2 separate regions of the Homo sapiens genome follow, and region 1 is linked to region 2. The links are chromatin loops, found by intact Hi-C in ENCODE. Cell type or tissue: Calu3. All regions are shown on one strand. Links, peaks and the distances in the headings refer to the core of each region. The heading gives the core; the rest is flanking DNA. Region 1 overlaps DLG2 (discs large MAGUK scaffold protein 2). Region 2 overlaps DLG2 (discs large MAGUK scaffold protein 2).

What was found. Peaks named below come from ENCODE experiments on the same cell type or tissue, not always from the same donor. Only the 100,000 strongest peaks of a DNase experiment are listed, where the experiment ranks them.
Region 1: a loop joins it to region 2, with 12 times the contacts of the local background. A loop is called at or near these places in 17 of 110 quality-filtered maps.

The regions. Positions count from the first base shown.
Region 1 is chr11:84,556,702-84,559,634 of GRCh38, reverse strand. All of the region lies in intron 6 of DLG2 (discs large MAGUK scaffold protein 2), which reads left to right. Among named protein-coding and RNA genes, the nearest start is that of DLG2-AS2, 920 kb to the right of the region's middle. In Calu3, for the core only: no CTCF peak of the experiment used is centred there; a DNase peak (open chromatin) is centred at 1,344.
Region 2 is chr11:85,589,499-85,592,431 of GRCh38, reverse strand. The region is part of intron 3 of DLG2 (discs large MAGUK scaffold protein 2); the gene reads left to right. Among named protein-coding and RNA genes, the nearest start is that of DLG2, 36 kb to the left of the region's middle. In Calu3, for the core only: no CTCF peak of the experiment used is centred there; no DNase peak of the experiment used is centred there.

The DNA.
Region 1 (2,933 bases), core at 175-2,674, 1.0 Mb after region 2:
TAGAAGGGATTACAATTCCTCTGAGATTCTCGTAGCTCTGGATGGAGAGCTTTTAAAAGAAATCAATATTATATGCTTATTATATTATAACCTTTGTGGAAAATCAATAATATGTTTGCTGAAAAAAATATTTTATGTGTCAACTGAATTATGGAAACTTCTCGTGCCAACAGTGAAACCTAATGATTTATTTAATTACATTAAGTGAATTACTTTATTATATCAGTATATTATACTAATTTACATATGCACACATTGTCTGTGTCTCTAATTGTTCCCTAAGTTATGCCATCTCCCTAGGTCCCCTTGGCTTACCTCTTCATGGCAGAAGCTGTATCTTCTGTGTCTGGTTAACAACCAACTCAGTGTTTGTTTACTTTTAAATGATTTTTGTTATAATGACAACAGTAATAATAGATAAAAGTTCAGGCAATATAAGCACTTTGTTGGGTACTCTACATACTGATAGGAAACATACATCACTCAAAATTAAATATTTGCCTTCATACAATATCTATTTATTCATTCATTTATTCAGCAAGCTACTCAACATCCATTGAGCTGCCAGGCGTGGAATGGTCACTGACAGAGTCAAAGAAAAATCTGTCATGACTCTCTGTTGGTAACAAGCTTTTGGGGAGAAAAAAGATAAAAATGTTATAATAAAATGTGACAGCTCTAATGATGGTATAAAAAATGTTTTGAGGGGCTTAGGAGAATCATAGCTAACTGCTGGAGGAGACCCTGAAGTCTTTGGAAGAGTACTCTTGAAGCTGAGACTCAAATTTGCATTTCAATTGAATAGATGCAAAAAAATAAAGAAGATAAGGAATCAATAGCCTTCACCAAGTCATGGAAATGTGAACTATGAGTTATACACATCTGAACGGAATTTGGCGTAGGTGGACTATGCCCTGAGAGCTGGAATGTTTAGGCAGAGGAATAAAAAGTGGTGTGTGTATAGGGAGCTGGGGAGCGGTAGGTATTTGAAGTATAAAGAAAGTAAAGGAAGGTGAAGTTAGAAGCGAAGATTTAAGGCAGTTTGTAGAGGGTCTTGGATGGCAGGATTAGGAGTCTAGAATGTGTGCTGTGATTAAAGGGAGCCAAAAGGATGCTAGCAGAGCCCTGATTGGTTTAGAGTTTTATTTAAGAAAAAAAGGTTTCTGCTTGTTTCCTTATACAAGGAGACATACATTGCAAAGATGCCACAATTTTTAGGAAAGAAGCATGTGTGCTATACCCATAAGAATTCACTACTGGGGAATAAGTTCTTGCTTTATAAACTTTCTAAGAATAGTCAAGTTCACCCAGACCAGAGTTGAGCTTTAGATTTAAGGATGCTTAGCTTGCCACCTTGTGGCTGACAGTGAATGCTGCACACAAGGGATGTAATCTGGGAAATAAACCAACTCCAAACCACTTAGTGAAGTTTTTTTATTTGTTCAAGTTCATCACAAGCGTTAGAGATAATAATAAGAATAATAACACTTAGAATAAATATTAATGAATACTAGAGTTAAAAATCTTTGAATGATCCTTGACTCCTTTATCTTTCTCACCCCTTACATATAATGTATCTATAAATCCTGTCGATGAGATTTTCCAAATCTGATATATAGTCACGTTATAAGTGTTTTTCTTGATAATTCCAGGTTTTACTGAGAGTATGGAAAAATCATAGTTCTCATATGTTGCTGATAGTTTGTAAATTGGTATATTTCTGACAAAAATACAACTACTTTGTAGTAAGATCATTGGAGAAAGCACGGAACAGATATCTAGAAAAATTGAAGATGCATATAGTCTAAGACCCAGAACTCCTCTACTCTCCTAGGTATATATGTTCTAACAAGAGTTTTACATATGTGCACCAAAAAACACATGCAAGGATTTTTAGCAGTATTGTTAGTTTTGTTATTCCGGAAAGGAAAATAATAGAAAAAGCCCAAATATCTCTCTCAGAAAAAAAAAAATGGTACATTGTGATATACTAATAATAACATACTGTAAAAAATTAAAAAGAAATGATCTAGTTTTGCACACATCAACATAAATAAATTTCTCAATGAAATGTTGTAGAAAAATAGCCACAATATGATACTGCTTACATAAAGTTCCAAAATAGATATAAACTAAGCATTTTTAAGGAATACTGTATCAGTAAAGATCATATCAGAGAAATGGAACCAGTATGTGTATATATATTAATATGTGTATATAAACAAATTTATTTTAAGGAATTTGCTTTTGTCATTGTGGGAGCTAAAATCAATAGGGCAGGGCAGCAGGCTGGAAACTCTTCAATAGGCACTAAGCAAGAAATCCACAGATGAAATCTATTCTTTCTCATGGAAACCCTAGTTTTGCTTCTAAGACCTTTCAAATGGTCAGATGAGGCCCACCCAGAATATCAATGATAATTTCCTTTACTTAAAGTCAACTGATTGTAGATGTTAACCACAACTACAAAATTCCTTCATAGCAACACCTAAATTAAGTAATTGAATACTATAATTTAGCCAAGTTGACACATAAAACTAACCATTACAATTACCTGTCTATGTAGTAAGACTATTGGGGAAAACAGGGAATTATACAGATAAAATTCCACAATTACCTCAGGGGAGAGGCAGACAGATATGACCCGGGATGGATACCCAGGGGCCTCCATTCTGCTGGTAATACTTTTTAAAGATGGATGGCAGTTATGAGGAAGTTTGTTACATTATTCCTTATAGATTGTATAGCTGATGTAAATTACTTTGTTATGTAGGGCCATTATCCTTAGCAAACTAACATAGGAACAGAAAACGCAATACTACATGTTCTCAATTATAAGTGGGAGCTAAATGATAAGAACACATGAATGATTCCATAATGAGTTTGAAATATAATTTTTAATCACAATACAAAATAATTGTTTGGTAAGAGTG
Region 2 (2,933 bases), core at 212-2,711:
GCTTCAGTTGAAACAAACAAATTACATATCATGGATCTTTAAATAAGTCTTGACTGTTCAAAACAGTGAAGGTGAAATTCTTAGTTGCTAAGGTCTATTATGTTTCTACTTATTTGTTTACAATACTTATTTAAATAAAAAGAGTACAAGTGTTTTAGTTATTGCAATTGAATAATAATAGTTATCAAAGTATTTATGAAGTGTTTACTTATTTACATAGACTTATGCAGATGGATGCTATTAAGACCAAATGCCTACACTTAAGGAGCTTAAGGTCAATTAAGAAAGTAATATTTATGTACATGAAAAACAATACAAAACATCATATAGTGGAGGACTAAATTTTTGGGGCTAGACTAAAATGGCATAGGAGAAGCATGGGCTTATTGTACATTGTTGTTGCTAGAGAAGGTTTTATATAAAATGTAAACTTGAGCTGAGCCTTGTTATTAATAGGATTTGCATTAGAAGAGAGAGTAGAGAAGGATGTTTTCACCATCCATTTACACATTAATTCGTTCACAGGATATTTATTGAACACTTTGCCAAACGCTATGATACACACTGGGGAGACAAGCATTAAACAAAATTTCGTCAAGAGTTTATATACAAAGAAGAAGTAGAGTTGGCTATGAATGAGAGGCTTAACCTTAACAGTAGAAACAGGGACAGCTTTCTCCTTCTTTTTTTGAGATGAAGTCTAGCTCTGTCACCCAGGCTGGAGTGCAGTGGCTTGATCTTTGGCTCACTGCAACCTCCACCTCCCATTCAAGGGATTCTTCTGCCTCAGCCTCCTGAGTAACTGGGACTACAGGCATGTGCCACCACGCCCAGCTAATTTTTGTATTTTTTTTTAGTAGAGACGGGGTTTCACCATGTTGACCAGGCTGGTCTTGAACTCCTGAGCTTGTGATTTGCCTGCCTTGGCCTCCCAAAGCGCTGGGATTACAGGCGTGAGCCACCACACCTGGTCGACAGCTTTCTTAAGGAAGTGACATTTTGAAGTGTTGAAAATTATACACATTGATGTACGTTCAAAGGAGAGTGAGGAAATGGATCTGCCTGGAACAGGGATTCAAAATGTCCTTGATATTTATGCTTTTAAAATGTCTTCTAGGAGTTGTATAGGGCATCCTGTTAGATACAAGTCTCTTCCAAAGAGTTGAGAAACAAGAGTGGTGAGCATAAAATGTGGCTCAAACAATTGTTATAATTCCCTTTGTTAAACGGCCATATACTGAGTGTGATTAGTTGTGTGTTTCATGTCAGGCAGGATCAAGTATTTCTTAAGTTAAATTAGACACTTTGGATTGGATGCCATCAAGAGGGTTGGGTATCATTCTGGACTCTGACTCAGGACTTTTATATTTACTGCAAGATTTATGTCACCAGATGGCACCATTTAACTAAATTTATGTGCTTTAGATGAGTATGAGGCTGGTTGTTTCTAAATGAAGGATGCTATTATTTGTGCTGTAGCTAATATAGGAAAAAAATCTTTTATTTTGAGTGCATATGAGATTTCCCTATATAGTGAGATAGTGAAACCCCAAAGCTATTGTTGGGAGTGTGAAAGGATCTGGTGATTTCTGTTAAGTACATAATAAGTGAAAATTTGGTGATGATCACTGTAACTAATATGTGGTAGCTGGCAAAAAAGCAATAGGCTTTCTCATCTAGGTTTTCCTATAGCAAGCAAACTAGTATTATTAATATTATAGCCTTGAATTTTACTTTTTGTTGTTGAACTACTTTCAGGGAATTTATATATATATATATAGAGAGAGAGAGAGAGAGAATATAAAAAAAATTCTAAAAGATTATTTTAGGAATAAGCCCTTTCAAGATGTCCTGAAATAGCGTAGTAATATCTAAAAAAATTTTTCAATATAGAATATGTTTTACTGAACTGTGGAACTAATCAAGTTAATAGAATGTGATATAGACATTATTTCTTAGTATAAACATCCATCCCAAGGAAATGAGTATTTATTACTTGGTCAAAAACTTCTTAATATTTTCTACCTTTAAGCAGAATTAATCACTTCTTCCCTTATGTTTCTATGGTATTTGTTTATATTTCTGGCACAGCACTTATTATATTGTACTATTGTTTATTGATTACATGTTGCTCTCCCTCAGCAGACTGTGAGCTTCTTGAATGCAGGGACCAGTTCTAATTCAGCCAAATCTGGCATGGAATGAACAGTTCTTCATTAAATTTCTTTCATTTGAAAAAATACATTTGATCTCCCACTATCAAAGAGACACCACATTAGGCTCTGGGGTTTTAGTGATGAGAGAGATGTACACCTTGTTTTCATGGAGCTCATTGTCTACTACATTAAACAAGTAAGATATTAAATAAGTATAATTGTGATGAGTCCTTTGAAGTAAATGGTTATTTGGATTAAACAGTTAAAATCATTAGAAGTTTCTTGAGCTGATCAAATTCATATTATTATACTATATTAAAAAATGTTTAGATACTACGCAAAAGTAATTGTGATTTTTACAATAATTTTGACTGGGCACAAACTCTCTTGAGCAGAATGTGGGGGCAAGCAGGAACTGCGGCAGAAAGGAGAGGAGGAGTCATGGGGGACAATGTGGGCAGATGGGGAGGGGTGTAACCTGAAAGCCCTGCTTGCTTTCTCAGCTGGGAAACTTATAACTTGGGGCTAGGTCTGAGTCCCATGTGCAGGCTGCCTGGAGACAAACTCAGTGGTTTTAGATGGCACAGTGGGAGTGAGACAGGCCTCACCAACTGGGTAAAAGCTGGGTGGGGCCTATCGCTACTGGCTTTCCCTCACTTTCCTGGCAACAGAGGCAGCCATAATCCCCTTTGGAATTTAACCCGAGAACCACCCCTCCCACACCCCCACAGTGGCTGCAGCAAGCCCCACCCAAGGGGAGTCTGAGCTCAGATCTGC